Linked DNA regions of Homo sapiens: region 1 is linked to region 2. The links are chromatin loops, found by intact Hi-C in ENCODE. Cell type or tissue: heart left ventricle. All regions are shown on one strand. Region 1 overlaps CAPZB (capping actin protein of muscle Z-line subunit beta). Region 2 overlaps CAPZB (capping actin protein of muscle Z-line subunit beta).

Region 1 (8,000 bases), 46 kb after region 2:
TATCTGGGACTCGGCTTTGTTGCCCAGCCCAGCACAGGGAAAGAGGAGTTTTAAAGTGTTTCAGAGGAAGAAAGAGAAAACCTTGTTGGCCTCAGGGGAGTGAGGTATAGCACACTCATTCAGCTTCATTTACTGAGTACCTACCTAGTATACACAGCAGGGCATGTTCACCCCTTTTTTTGCATAACAACATACACCCAGGGTGGCTCCAGTATACTCAGAACTACGGAACTGAAGAAGCATCACATCACATCTTTCCCAAGTGATGCTGGGTGGGGTCCCCAGTGTAGAAGGCAGACAGAGAAAAAAAAAAAAAACAGCAGCACCAAGCGGCTCAAAAGCTCAGGAGAGGCCGGGCACAGTGGCTCATGCCTATAATCCCAGCACTTTGGGAGGCCGAGGCGGGCAGATCACCTAAGGTCAGGAGTTCGAGACCAGCCTGGCAAACATGGCAAAACCCCATCTCTACCAAAAGTACAAAAATTAGCTGGGCGTGGTGGTGGATGCCTTGTAATCCCAGCTACTTGGGAGGCTGAAGCAGGAGAATTGCTTGAACCGGGGAGGCGGAGGTTGCAGTGCGCTGAGATTGTGCCACTGCACTCCAGCCTGGGCGACAGAGCAAGACTCTGTCTCCAAAAAAAAAAAAAAAAAAAGCACAGGAGAGGTATCCACAGCCCTTAAAAAGCATCAGTGATAGCTCCAAATGCTGAAAGATGAAGGGCTCTGTCATCTTTAAACCCTGTTTGTGATTTCCAGTTTCAATGAGCCTGTTACATTATTACTGTAATCCTAAAAAAAAGGCTCACAAATTTTTTAACTGACAATTTTCAAAAAACAAAAGTCAGTGCTTAGTCCTGTTGTTTACATCGGGTACACTATTAGAATCTGGCTTTCAGAATGGAGAGACCCAGACTGCTCATGACAATTACACCAGAGGATCTGATTCAAACTGATTCGAGCTGGGGAGTGGGGGGGCGTGGAGTGAGCAGGAGCAGCTGAAACAACGCTGGGCACGGAGGATAACTGCTGAAGTTGAGTGACAGATAATTGGGGGCTCATTATATCACGTGCTTGAAATTCTCTGTAACAAAAAGTTCTCTGAATTTAAATCAGGCAACACTAACTTAAAGTTCCCTTACGGTAAGGCCTGGTTGCCACCTACTCCTAGGCTCTTGCAAGCTTTAAGGCCAGTATGAGTCGAATGTTTACTGGACATTAGGCAGTTTTCTCACACTCACACTCGCACTCGGTCCAGGAAAGCCCTCCCGGGGCAGGGGGCCAAACGAAACCCTAAATGCAGCTTTGTAGCAGCCCAGCTGCTCTGAAGGACTGAAAAACACAGGGTCCTCAAAAATCACCAAAAAACCCTTTGGCTTGGACAGCTTTTCCTTCCCTGGCTTCCTGTAAAGATGCCGCAGGCTCCCTAGAATCTCCAACTCCGGTTTGTTTTTAGGAAAGTTCCGTTGCTCCTGCCTTCAGCTTGGCTGCCTACTCCACGTTACACAAATACACCTCCTCTGTGCGGCGCAAACAACCTCTACGCCAGTGGTGCTGAAGGAGGCCTTCGCTACTTGCATCCATCCTATCAGCGTCCAGAGGAGTGAACACGTAGATGTCTATCACTGACTTCATACCCTTCCCCCAACAAAAAAACCTTAAAATCATAATTACATCCTTCTCTACAATGACCTTTCTTACTTTTATAACAGGATTTTAAAAATCCATTCCTGGCCAGGAGTGGTAGTTCACGCCTGTAATCACAGCACTTTGTGAGGCCAAGCTGGGAGGATGGCTTGAGCCCAGGACTTCCGAGACCAGCCTGGGCAACATACTGAGATCCCATCTCTACAAAAAAAAAAAATACAAAAAAATTAGCCAGGCATGGTAGCGCGTGCCTGTAGTCCCAGCTACTCGGGAGGCTGAGGCAGAAGGATCACCTGAGCCTGGGAGGTCAAAGCTTCAGTGAGCTATGATCACACCACTGTACTCTAGCCTGGGCAACAGAGAAAGACCCTATCTCAAAAAAATAAAAATAAAAGATAAAAATCCATTCCTTTTTTTAAAATAAGACACTGTATAATATTAATATAGCCACGGCAGCACCACTGGACTTACGGCCTGGCTTTAGGGAGACCTCAGACTGTTGACGTCAGTTTCTGGTCCACAGCTGCCTTGGAAACCTCCCTGAGCCAAAATTAAAACAACAGCTTTCTCTCAGGGTATGCTTAAGTTATTGTTGTTGTTGTTGTTGTTTTAAAAAGAAAAAAAGACAACAGGTTTGATGTGACACTCAGTGTCTCCGGTGTGCCAGGCACTGTGTCAGGTACTTTACAAACAAGGAAAGCAAGGCACAGAGAGGCCAGGTCACCTGGGCAAGGCCGCCTGGCAGATGCTGTGTGTGGCCGCAGAGTGAGGCATGTCCCAGACTCAGCCTTCCTCACCAAGAGGGACTCAAAGCCTTCTGGGGCACTCTGTGATGAAAGCTATGGGCTCTCTCCCCAGGGAGTGCACACACACAAAAGTCTGAATGAAATATCTGGTGGGTTCATAGTGCCCCTCTGTTCCCCAAACGTCCCCTCTGGTTAAAAAAACTCTATTCAGGTGAAACCCTGTCTCTACTAAAAATACAAAAATTAGCCGGGCGTGGCGGAGCACGCCTGTAATCCCAGCTACTCAGGGGGCTGAGGCAGGAGAATTGCTTGAACCTGGGAGGCAGAGGTTGCAGGGAGCAGAGATAATGCCACTGCACTCCAGCCGGGGCAACAGAGCCAGACTCCGTCTCAAGGAAAAAAAAAAATTCTATTCAGATTTTCATCAATGAAGAGCTTCAGCAGGAGTGTCTCCCATAGAAAGAGGCAGGTGTGTCTCTGGCCTCAATCCCTCTCTCTCCTGAGGTGTACATGGCCCCAGGGCTTGCCCCTCCATCAGTCTGCAACACCCCCCAGCCCTGAGGTCTCAGACACCCAGCTGCCACCTCCCCACCCTGTGACAACTTGGGCTTGTATCTTATTAAAACACTCTAGGGTCCAACCCTCTTAAAACAATGAAAACATTTTCTCACTCATATAAACAAACAAACCTTTACTGAAAACTAATGACGAACACAAAGGGACTATTTACAGAAAACAGCGTGCCTAGCCCCATCTAGATTATAAACATAACTGCACACTGGCTCTAAGGACCCTGCCATCTTCCCAGGCCCTGGCCTGGCTGTTCTGCCACTCCCCACCTCATGCCTGAAACTGACACAAAGGAACCAATCCTCCAGCCAAAGTAAGCAATTACAACGTGTAGCTGAAATTCAGAGAGGTGATCTAAAAAGCAATTTTGTAAGATAGCTCCAAATTGGGAAGAAAACAAATTTTTGTATTTTATTTTTATTTTTGAGATGGAATCTCACTCTGTTGCCCAGGCTGGAGTGAAGTGGCGCAATCCTGGCTCACTGCAACCTCCACCTCCCAGGTTCAAGCGATTCTCTTGCCTCAGCCTCCCAAGCAGCTGGGACTACAGGCGCCTGCCACTACACCCAGCTAATTTTTGTATTTTTAGTAGAGACGGGATCTCACCACGTTGGCCAGGCTGGTATTGAACTCCTAATCTCCAGTGATCTGCCCGCCTCGGCCTCCCAAAGTGCTGGGTTTATAGGTGTAAGCCACCACGCCTGGCCTTTTTAAAATTTTTTTGACCCACGAGATCTTTGACACAAAGATATCCATTTCAGCATTATTTATGATAGCAAAAAGTGAAAACAGCCTTCATGTCCAACATGAGTAAATTAAGGTACAACTGTAAGATGAAGCACTGTACGATCACTAACAGGAAGTTTGCAAAGGTGTTTTAAGCAAGTGGGAATAAGACTTATGTGACCCAATAGGAAAAAGCAGGATGCAAATTTCAGAGCCATATTTTAAAAATGTGCTCAGAAGACTCGAACAAAAACCCACCAAAAAAGCAAAAGTTGTTTCATCCATGAGGGGGAATTTTGAGTGACTTTTTTTTTTTTAATTCTCTTTATACATTTTGGCATTTTCCAAGAGTAAAACATGCACTTTCCCCGCTTTGCCCTTTCCTTCTGATTATAAATGGAACATAGGCTCTCTGTAGGAAATTCAAAGCATTACAGAAAGTGAAACATCCCCCTGTGATCTCACCACCTAGAGACTCCCCAAAGGTAACTGCCAATAATAACTTGGTTCCCATTCTTCCAGATGTTTTCCAACAGGGATTACTTTTAGAATCAAATAATTTCTCTAAAAAATAATCCGCATGATTCCATACATATGAAATGGCCAGACAGAAAGTGAATGGTGAGCTGGGGCAGGAGTGGGCATGAAGAATAACTGCAAATGGATGCAGGAGGTGTTCTGGGGGTGATGGAAATGTTCCAAAATTGGATTGTGGTTATGGATGCACAACTCTGTAAATTTCCTAAAAATGTACAAAACCGCACTGTACACTTAAAGCTGGGGAATCTTATATGTAAATCAGATCTCAATAAAGCAGCTGAAAAAAGAACAAAACAACCACTAGAGGCAGGGAGTGCTGGGCTGTGCAGGAGGGCAGTCCATGGCTTTATGCTCTGCCCTCAAGAGCACATGGTAAGACCCTGTAGCAGGAACAGAGGAAGCTGGAGGCCTCTCGGCATCACCTGGACAAACAGCCCTCGGCAGAGAGGCTCAACAGATAACCTGAGAGCGGCAGGGTCAGCGAGGTCAGTTCCAGTCTACACGGGAGGCAGGAAGAGCGCCAGCCCTGAAAATGCATTCCTGAGGCTCAGGCTGCACTGCCAGGCTCGCTTTAAAGCCAGGCCAAAGGAAAACAGCACTGGCCGGGGTGTCCAAATACTTTACCAAGTTCAGGATGCACTGCGTGCAGGAAAACTGAGACCATTTTTCTCTGTTTCAACAGAAACTTGAAAACCACCCCTGACAACATGTTAGTCCCTGGAAGTACTCAATTACGGTGAAAAGCCATCGGCAAAAGTTAAAGTGAGTAATATGACAGTGAGCCATGTAAGAAGTAAAGGTGAGTGGAAGATTATGAACTACATAAAAGGCACAATGATCTGAGTCTAGAAAGGCAATCTGGAAGCCTGAAAAGGTACAAATGGGTGCAATTCTCTTAGAAAGTAATGGGCAAGTAAATGTCAAAAGCGTTTAAAATATTCATAACCTCCTAGGAATCTACCCTAATGAAACCACTCAAGCTGATGAACAAAGATGCCCACTGCTCTACCCACTGCTCCACGGCAAAAAAAACTGGAAATAATCTCCCCCAACAACAGGGAAGTGATCATCTACTGTGTAACCCTTACAATTGCACAGTGTTAAAAACGTGGGAAAATGTTTTATGTTTAATTAGCGAAACTGAATATAAAAATTTACTATCAAGTGAGTAAAAAAATGCCCAAATCCTGGAAATGATATATAAAAACGTTAACAGTGTTTTTCTTTAGGTGGAAAGATTGATTTTTTCCCCTCCTTTCATATGTATTTAGTGAACTCCAAGTTTTTTCCATCACATGATTTCAGTCTCTAAAAATCCGTGATCCATCACGCCAACTGGATTTTGTCAATTTTACCCTCTATGGTTTGTACTGTGCAAAACTAGGCTTCACTTTATTTTCCAAACAAAAAATACTATTACTGAGTATGTTTTCTCAAATTACCACCCCACTGCCCAAAAAATGACACCTGCCACACTCAAGATTATGGTGGCCCCCAGGAGGTGTGCCCATCCCAGCCCTCACTGGGTGCAAGCTCTCTCTTTCTTCTATCATCCTTCTGCAGAGAAGGATTTTGTAATTGTTGTTGCTTTGTTTTAAAGTGGGAAAGAAAAATATTGACGAACTTAAAACTCGACATAGACAGAGACATTGGGCAGCACCAGACCTAATCTTTTTTTTTTTTTTTTTTTTTTTTGAGATGGAGTCTCACTCTATTCAAGCAATTCTCCTGTCTCAGCCTCCTGAGCAGCTGGGATTACAGGCACGCTCCACCACATCCAGCTAATTTTTTTTTTTTTTTTTTTTGGATTTTTAGTAGAGATGGGGTTTCACCATGTTGGCCAGGCTGGTCTCAAACTCCTGACCTCGGGTGATCTGCCCACCTCGGCCTCCTAAAGTGCTGGGATTATAGGCGAGAGCCACTGCACCTGGCCCAGACCTAATCTTTGAGGGAACTCAGCATCATCATAGAAGGCTGAAACCACAAGATCTATTTTTTGTGCCTTCCTAAGAGTGTTGTGTGCATGCAGCAATCCAGCGAAATGGTGAGTTGCACAGATACACCTGGGGGATGCCAGCCTAAGATCAGGGCCAGGGTGGCACAGCAGCACCCTGGGAGCTGGTGGAGGAGGGCACGGCTCACTGACGCCATCCGACCCAGCCCCAGCAGCTCGCAGGCCACACTGCTCCTCTCCGCCTCGGTGGCCTTGCCAGAATGCTGGGCCTCTCTGATGCACTGGTACTATCTAAGCAATCGGCAACTAACAGTAGTGAAAGCGTAGTTCATTTTAGGTTTAAGAATTAGAACAGGCTCAATGTTGCTCTCTAATCACACCCTCACTCCCCTGCACTCTAATAAGCTTCCGTCAGTGTGAAGAAAAGAGGGCGGAGGGAGGGCTTACTCGAGGGAACTGTGAAACACACTCCCCCAGGAGTGGGTGGAGCTCAGGACACCTCTCAGGCCTGGCACAGGTGGGCTTTTCTTTCGGAGGAAAATTAAGTAGTAGCCAGTCAACCTATCAGCCAACTGCGCATCAAGGGGCCACAGTCTATAGGATGGGAAGCCAAAATATCTCCAAGCAAGAAGGGTGGTGCGCCGCTGCGCACATCCCAAATACCCGCTTCTCTCCAGGCACTGCCCACCCATGAGGGACTTTCCCTTTTCCAAGTGGCAGAGCTCCACTCCTGGCTGTCAACCACTGTGAATGGGACATCTCCTCTCCTCCTCCCTTCCACCCTTTCGGGAGAGCATTTGATTAATATTTTTCTACTTTTGTTGCCCCAAGTTGAGGAGTGTTTAGAGATGGAAAATAATACATTACTTCCCTCTCTGACAACCGCCTTAATCCACAAAGCCCAGAGGTAAAAACTCACAAGCTGTTTCTTCTCTGAACCGCAGAAACAAACCTGGTTGCAGTTGGGGCACTGTGGACCAGAGAAAGATGCAGTGTTTCATCATTACCTACCCATGATAAATGCTGTAGGGGTTTTTTCTTATTCAACTGCAGATGATTCACATTAGAAGCTGCCTGGTGACCAGACTAACTTTCCTCCCTACTTGGGCAAAAAGTTGTCACCTAGCCAACACATTTCCTGGGGGTAGACTGTGCCTTGTGGATTCCATCAGCTTTGCTATTTACTTCTCCCTTCACCCTGGCAGTTAACATTTCAACCCTGATGGCCACGGCCACCTGTTGCTCCTCCTCCCCCCTCAGATCTAAAGTGCGTGTCACCTTTCTAGGTTCTGGGTCACATCTTCTGGGCTGGCCAAGGCCTGGGCGAGAGAACCCTGTATCCTGGAACTGCCTGGGCATTGGAGGAGGTGATGGGTTAATAACAATCGTTTTGCAGGCAGGGGAGGCGAGGGGGCAAGAGGAAGTGGAAACATGACGTGACTAGGGACGCTGCCCCAGGCTGCTCGCTGCCCGCTCCTGACTTCTCCCATCTGGTTTCCATCTGACCCAAGCAGCTGGCCAGATGGTTTTCATTTGCAGATGAAACCCCAGCAGTTCCATTGCCACAAAAACTCCTGACCGTAGAGTCTCTGTAAGGCTGATAACGCACAAAGTGCACTGCGGTGTCTCTGAGCAGGCCTGAAAGGTCATGCTTCCCAAAGCCGGAACCAGGACAACAGGAACAAAGTGGGGTCTTGACACTTGAAAATTCCGATGACAGCCAGAAGAGGAAATGCACTGGCCTGGCGAGATGCGAGTCACGGTCAGGCATGGAGCTGAGGAACGGGGAAGATTTTGCCAGTGAATCAGACCTTGTCTCT
Region 2 (8,000 bases):
GACAGCAGCTCCCACAGCTCCCCACAAGCCCTGTGATCAAAAAGGTGAGCGATGACACTCTACAGCCACCGCGCGCCAGGTGCTTTCACCAAACTGTAGGTGTGTTCTGAGCACATTTAGGGTCAGCCAGCCTAAGCCACGACGCTTGGCAGGTTAGGGGGATTAAAAGCATTTTCTACTTCCAGTGGATTTTTCGTCACGTAACCCCTTCGAGGGTGCAGCAGCATCTGTACCTGCTCATATGAGGCACATGACTCAAGGCGGGGGTTGTGGTTGGTTACCTAGGGTTTAATACAACTGAGGCTGGCCGAGAGGGCCAACATTAGGAAGCCATTTTTGACCAACAAATGATTTATTCTACTTAGAAATGAGTCTTCCACATGCCATTAACAACAAAGAGCTTTTTCAGGAAACGGTAAGTCCCCTCCATCTCTTTCTTTTCTCAGACAGGTGCCCTGACCATCCAGAGATAAATAATAAACAAAAGCAGGCCTCCTGGGCTCGCTTTCAGCCATTCATACTCCAAACCCCAAAGCTTTGCCCTCTGGAATCTCACAGCCTGGAAGGGGCCACAACGGTTTCCTAAAGAAAGGGTCAGGAAGGGGCAGAACAAAGAAGACAAATGGAAAGGAGAAATGAAAATCACTACATTTGGGTCAACCACAGGCACACACAAGGCTCCTGTTGTCCACATGTAACCTTAAGCTTCCCTGAAGGGGATGAACCAGGCCCTCGGAGCCTAATTAAATGAACCATTTCCTGGCCAGGCACACAACCCATCACCTGTGTGCAGAGAAGCCAGGGTCTCTCTAAGCTCCCGGCTGCTTTTAATTAAGGACTCGTCCCTGAGAGATGAAGCACAACATACAAAACCACCTTCGAGTCACCAGAATGGAAGTCATCTTGGACTTAGTGCTGAGAACTGCCTGCAGCCGGCCAGCCAGCCGGCAGGAGAAGCTGCCGCCTACAGCCAGGCGATGGCCTCAGGCTAAGGAGCACAGGGAGGCTCCCCTGACTCAGGCTTGCCCCACACCCAGCATCCTGCATGTCTATCCAGACCACCTTTCTTCCCCGTGTTCCACCTAAGTCATCCTTCAGGGTCTGATTCGGCCACGCCTGCCTCTTCCACTGCAACCTCCCAAAGCCGCGACGGCAGAGGCCGTTGCCCCGCCTCTACTCCTGCACCCTGTGCAGGATGCGGTCTTGAGCCTCACAGGTTTGTGACATGCATGTGTCTCCCCAGGGCAGTGATGAGCTGTCTGGACGGCCTCATGCCCGGCTTGATGCTGGCAGGACTTCTGAAGCGTTGGTGGGATGGTGTGGGATGGTGGAAAACTAGGGCCACTTGGGTCAGGTTCTGATCTTTTGAAGCCCAAGCCTGCCTTGGTGGGAAGCAAGTTCTCAGCACTCTTCAGCACCTCCCTTAAAGGAGGGACTATTCTTCGGTGAGTGGGAGACAGACCGAAACTTGACGTGGATGGCATTTCATCTTCCTGACTGCCAGCCCTGAGTTGGATGAAGGTGTGCACCCACTGGGCGTGGGCTGCCGCCTGCTGTGGAGCTGCCGCTGCCCCTCGTACCCTACACAGGCTCCTCCTAAAGCCAGACCCGCAGCCTTCCCAGCATGAAGGCAAGCACGGGGTAGCTGCTGTTCTCTTCCCGGACGGTCCTCAGTCCTCGGTCCAGCTTTCTCAGTCCACATTTTTATTAAGGATTATTGGCCAGACGCAGTGGCTCATGCCTGTAATCCCAGCACTTTGGGAGGCCGAGGCAGGAGGATCACTTGAGGCCAGGAGTTCGAGACCAGCCTGACCAACACGGTGAAACCCCACCTCTAATAAAAATACAAAAAAAAAAAAAAAAAGAAATTAGGCACTGTGGCGAGCACCTGTAATCCCAGCTACTCAGGAGACTAAGGGAGGAGAATCGCTTGAACCTGGGAGGCGGAGGGTGCAGTGAGCCGAGATGGCGCCACTACACTCCAGCCTGGGTGACAGAGAGGACTCTGTCTCAAAAAATTAAAAAAAAAAAGATTATCGTATTGGCTTGTATTCTTCTGTCACCTGAAATCTTTTTGGGAAAAGACCAGGTAAAAATACACAAACATAACTCATATATAAGTTGATTTTTCTCCAAAGACACTGTAATTTCACAGAGGATCTCTGTCCTCTCGTTTAAGTGAAAAGATACATAGTGAAACCAAATTTTTGTTCTCGTCAACATTTTAATGAAACATTATTCAAGGGCCTGCTGTAGGTCATAATTCCCAAGAACCTATGGACAACATTAAGTGAGGACTTACTGAACTATCAAAGTTATGATTGGAATAACAGCAAAGATGTTTAGGTCTTACCATTTAAAAGGCATGTAACACACATCCTCATTTTATCATCACAGCAACCCTGCAGAAGGCAGGGGTGTTATTATCCCACATTACTGTTTACAGGTGAAAAAAAGAGGCACAGGTAGGTTAAGCAACTTGGCTATGGTCACACAGCAGGTAATTCAATGAAAGCCATGCGATCCCACCCTAAGGCCGTGCGGACTCTAGAATGACACCTGGTGAGTAACCTAGCAGGCAAAATAATTCAGCTGAAAGAGTCACCAGCTGGATGGTGGCAGAGAGAAGTACTTGGCAAGATTGGTTTTTCACACAAGGTCAACGCGAACGGAACCTCTCATACCAGCCACCTACTAGGGTACAGCATCAAGACCTAATTTCAGGGAGGGAAATGGGAAATGCATCCATTTCATCATCACTGGATACTAAGGGTTAGGCCTGGCCTCAGGCTTTATAAACCACATGTGTGCCAAATGTCCACGTCTAAACCTAGAGTTTAGGGTGAAAACTATGAATGGGCTACCATGGAAGTTACAAAATAAGAATGCAGGGGGAAGCCTGAGGGCGCGCGCCACCCGAATGCGGGAGGAGCCAGATGGGGCAGCATAGGAAGGGCTGTTCTTTACCACTGATCTGGGGGGCTCATGATCGCCCAGAGGGACAGACCAACAGCATCGGGGTCTGTGGGTTGATATTCATCTGCACGTCGACACTGGTGGGGATGCCAGGGAAATCTCACATGTTCTGTTTAGCAGAAACGAGACACCTGAGGCAGAAAGTGACAATAAGGAGTCACACGGCCAGGCAACCATGGGCAATGGCAACGCAGGGGATACTTTAGAATCTGAAAGCCTGTGAAACACCCTCAAGTCCGAGAGGATCTGCTCCATGATGAGGAACTCCGTGACCTCCAGGGCCCACACACGGAGGTGAGCCACAGTCATCCTGCCACACCTGCTCAGTCTCCCGATGAGCCAGGCGAGGTGCTGAGCCCTGTACTCCTCGCCCCAGGGGTCCTGATAGCCCCTTGGGAGGCGAATGACCTTTGAAGCCACAGCAGAGGCTGACCAGCTCAGAGCACGGAGCCACTGAGTCAGAGGGCGGAGGTCTGGCTTCCTCCAACAGATTCTCCAAAAATCCTCACGATCACAAGCTTCTAAACCTCCATGACCTACCATGATTCCAGTAATACTTCTGTTTCCCTTCAAGTGGGAGTGTTTGTGCCATGTTTACGTGTCTGAGTGGGGGAGCGGGTGCTAAGGCAGACTCAACAAGTCGGGTTGCTTCGCTGTTCTCAGCACAAAAGTCACCCAGGCTGTCTGGCCACAATGTTTCACACTGGATTCCTTCCACTGGAGGGATGTCTCATCAGGTTTTGCTGTAATTTCACTGAGTCACCCATAGAAACGACCAAGCAGGGGAGACTGGAGGGGACATCTCCAGGGGGCCACATCTGAGCTGAGTTACAGAAAGTGAGGCAGGGCTGGCAGTTAGGGCAGGTCGCAAAGCAGCCCAAGGACTAAGGTGCAGACAGAGAGCATCTCTGTCTGTCAAAGGCAGACAGCGTGGGATGCCGAATGCTGATAGCTGCACAACTCTTTTTTTTTTTTTTTGTCACCCAGGCTGCAGTGCAATGGAGCGATCTCGAGTACCGCAACCTCCGCCTCCCAGGTTCAAGCAAGTCTCCTGCCTCAGCCTCCCGAGTAGCTGGGACTACAGGTGCTTGCCACCATGCTTGGCTAATTTTTTTATTTTTTAGTAGAGACAGGGTTTCACCATGTTGGTCAGGCTGGTCTTGAACTCCTGGACTCAAGTGATCCGCCTGTCTTGCCCTCCCGAAGTGCTGGGATTACAGGCATGAGCCACCATGCCCAGCTAGCTGCACAACTCTTGCGTGTGCTAAAAACCATTGGACCGTACACTTTAAAAGTGTAAATGTTATGTTATGTGAATTATATCTCCAGAAAGCTGTTGTTAAGAAGGTGAATCAAGAGAGGATATTTTAGGCAGAGAGAACCACATGGATCCAAGACATCACAGGTAGACATCCAGGAAACCAACAGTTTCAGAATACGAGTACGTCATGTGACCCAGAGTTAGGTTGGTAAAAAGTGACCCTGGGTGTCAGGAACCATGGGCAGTGTTGTCTTTCTCCTCACTCTCAGTCGTAGCTGTTTGACTCTTCACTCTTACTACCCAGAGCTTTTCCTACATCAAAATAAACCAAGGTACTGCAGGGACTTGCCACTGGCCTGGAAGTCAGAGCTGGTTCTGCCATGAAACGGTGCTACATGGGGCATGGGCCACAGCTCCCTGGTCTCTGCAATGGATGGTTCTCTGAGAGAGGAGCACTTTGAGGGCTGTGAGTACAGAGGGAGGAGCTCAGGGTGTCAAGAGTGGGAGAGGAAGTCTGGGCCTACCACCTTCTACCTGGTTTATTCAAGTTCTAAGATTTTGCTTAAAAAAAGGGCTGTACCAATTTTCCAAATGTTTGAAAACCACTAGATGAGATAATCGGTAAGGTTCATTTTAGTGTTGACATCCTACGAAGTTTCATAGTTCAAGACTTGAGAGTTACTCAAAAGTTTGTGTCATCCCTCCTAAAACAAACCTTTACTAAGCAAGGTACTCTGAGGCTCAAACCAACTGTGGACTGCCCAGCTCTTCGGTTCACAGCCTTAGGACACAGATGCAAGCAGCTGAGTGAGTTATTCACAAGAAGGGGAAGAAGGAAAAGGCTTGGAACCCATAATCTTCTCCCCTGAATGCCATGTTCAAATTTAAACTCTTAGGGAATTTCTATATTTGTATACAGAATCCAAATTCCCTTCTCTTTTCTCTTCCAGGAGAGATTCCGAGCCCACCCCTTGCCTGCCTCCGAGACCTCAACACCATCCTGCTTACTAAAGGGAGCCCAGTTTTTCCCGCTACCCATGGCACAGGTCTTCGTCAATTTCAGTGTGCCCTTCATGAATCTGGCATGTGGTCACTGGCAGTTAAAGGGGGTGATGATGGAGAGGAGAAACCCCAGGCTCCAACTACAAAACCCTGCGGGACACGCAGGCTCCTCTGGGCTTCCCGGCCCACATTCCTGGCCTATTTCAAACATCAGGGAAGCAGACTGAGCGTGCCATGCCCTCCTCAAGTATTTTTAACCTGTTTCCAAAACCAGACATGTTCTAAGGGGGGCGACCCAGGAATTCCTCATCCAGGGCCAGTGCCTGCCAACCGCGAGATGTTGGCTTTCTAACAGCTCTGAGGAGGGAGTTGTTGTCTGCCTTTTCTGGCACGTGGGGAAGTGGGATCTCTCTCCAATTCACTTTTACGTCTCACATTTCTCATCAACCAGAGGGCAGGATCTAACTTAAAGTGAGAGTCTTCAGACCATCCTCAATGGAAGCTCTCCAAACACTGTTCTCCGGCTTCCAACAACAACAGGAGTCCATAAGGTTCCCCAAATGAAGGACCTGGATAGATCTTGTAGGAAAAAAAATCCTATGAGGACAAGGCCAAGGAACGGGCCTATATGCACTTCACTTGAATTATGCCTCCTGGCTCTAGGTGACAAGAGCCATCTTTTTCACCACTGGAGAGCTCAGCCTCCTACCACCTTGCCCCGATCCTGACCTGGTTCAGATTCCTCGCTAACATACTTCTCTCACCTTGTAGCACTGTTGCACATTGAACAGGAGGGAAAAGCTCTTTTGTTCATTTTCCTTAGAATGGAACCAAAATGATACTCCAGTAGCTCCATCTAAAAGCTCAAGTGGCAGCTAACAGCACGGACACCAGGGGCATCCCTTGCCAGCTTCCAATGCCATGGTGAGAGACACTCATCATGGTTTAAAAAAAGACCAGAGAGCATTTTCACAAGCAATTCCTAAGAGACTTAAATTTCCTACACATAGGCAGAATAAAAACCAAAAAGGAAAAAAAAAAAACTTCCCCCAAACAAAAGTGAGGGCTTTCAAGGAGACTTGCTGAGTGGGCAAACATTTTGGAAAGATGGAATTTTAAACACAAACACAAAAGGGCAAAGATTTGCAGCAGAAGAGCTATGCACACAGCCGGGAGGACTTTAATTAGGGAAAGCTTTGCAAAGCCCAGGGAGCATCAGCATCGGCAAATCTCCCCTTGGTCTCCGGAATGGAAAGAATGTGGAAACCAATGGGTGATCAAGGAGTTCGAATTTTGCCTGACACTCTTGCTGGGAATGAAGCATGCAGTCCTGTCTTTTGCCACCTTTTCAGCAGCCTCAGGTGAGCCTTTTAAAAAGGTGAAAAACGAAGGACCACCTAGCCTGGGAGAAGCCAGGGTGGATCCTCTCCTTCCTAGGGTGCTTCCTGCAGATGGCACACAGCCAAAGCTCTTCTGGTGTTTTAAGGCAGAAACAGAATTCAGGGGAGGACTAAACAACCCCTTTAGAGCTACGTGCTGTGTTTTTTGTTTGCATTTTTCCAAGTCCAGGCATTTTTCCAGGTATTTCCAATGAGACTGAAATGGCCTACACATAGGCTGACGACCTATAATAACATAAGAAAGTGATGTTGGCCCCCTGCTCCACCCAGAGGGGACATCTGCTTATTTGGCTTCCAGGTGGTGGGAGCAGTGGTTTTCCCCAAACAGCTAATACCCTTCAATTCTTTGCTTTCTGTATCATGAAGTTCACTGGAGTTTGGAGCACAGACTCTTTAAACCAGTAATTTAACTCTACTTTTGAGGATACCCTATGCCCCCAGCAGTTATGAGAAGGGTTGCCAAATCTTAACTCATAAGGGTGACAGGATCAGGAACAAAGGCCTGGACTCTCCACCCTTCTCCTCTGCCAAAATCTACGAGTTCAGGAAAATGGCAAGCCAGGAGTTTACTTTAGGTTCCCTCAAGAGCAGCAGCTGTTCCCACCAGGGCTGCGAAGGAATCAACAGGAACTGAGAGAACACCTGAATGGTCTGATTCAGAAAGTCCCAGCTCCCTGTGAGGTCAATAAAGAACTTTGTCTCAACAGAGGCAACAAGGCCACTGCCTCCTAGGAAAGGACTGATGTGGGCTTTTCTAGAGGCAGGCAGGCTCTTGGATCAACAGGCTTACAAGGGCACATTTCTCAGTTACGATCTTAAAATTGCAGGGAACCTGCTGATCTCTGTCCCTTACCCATCTAGAAAGTCTGAGTGGGAGCTAACAGCTGATCCTCAGCAAAACCAGAGTGTGCGCCCATCACCTGCTTTCTGGTAAGGGACCCATGTGGCCTGAATCAAAACTCAAAGCTCACTAGACACCAATTCACACGCTCTATCTAATCAGGCAGAAACCCAGCTGCTCCTGCTCAGTCCCTGCCCAGCTAGTACCTTCCCACCACCCACCAGCTGTATCTCAGGCTCTGCCCACTCTAAGCTTTCCCTGGGATTTGCCTGCCAAGGGTGGGCCACGGTGTCCTCTGTGGTGCTCTGCAGTGCCCATGTTCCTCACATCAGAAGCCTTGCATTCTGGCTGGGAGCGGTGGCTCACCTCTGTAATCCCAGCACTTTGGAAGGCCGAGGCGGGTAGATCACCTGAGGTCAGGAGTTCGAGACCAGCATGGCCAACATGGTGAAACTCCATCTCTACTAAAAATACAAAAAATTAGCTGGGGGTGGTGGCAGGCACCTGTAATCCCAGCTAC

Evidence for each region. A loop is a pair of places that touch in the nucleus more often than their neighbours do. Peaks named below come from ENCODE experiments on the same cell type or tissue, not always from the same donor. Only the 100,000 strongest peaks of a DNase experiment are listed, where the experiment ranks them.
Region 1: it touches region 2 in a loop (2.0-fold over the local background); 27 of 110 quality-filtered maps call a loop at or near these places.

The regions. Positions count from the first base shown.
Region 1 is chr1:19,441,376-19,449,375 of GRCh38, forward strand. The region is part of intron 1 of CAPZB (capping actin protein of muscle Z-line subunit beta); the gene reads right to left. LOC124903869 (a long non-coding RNA gene) reads left to right here. Exons shown (of 3, transcript XR_007065525.1): 3 at 4,909-5,161. Among named protein-coding and RNA genes, the nearest start is that of CAPZB, 40 kb to the right of the region's middle. RefSeq lists enhancers at 5,868-6,535, 7,290-7,379. In heart left ventricle, a CTCF peak has its summit at 4,516; DNase peaks (open chromatin) are centred at 4,713 and 7,636; H3K27ac peaks cover 6,257 bases.
Region 2 is chr1:19,394,940-19,402,939 of GRCh38, forward strand. The region is part of intron 2 of CAPZB (capping actin protein of muscle Z-line subunit beta); the gene reads right to left. Among named protein-coding and RNA genes, the nearest start is that of CAPZB, 87 kb to the right of the region's middle. RefSeq lists enhancers at 6,242-6,921, 7,600-8,000. In heart left ventricle, a CTCF peak has its summit at 3,680; no DNase peak of the experiment used is centred here; H3K27ac peaks cover 1,272 bases.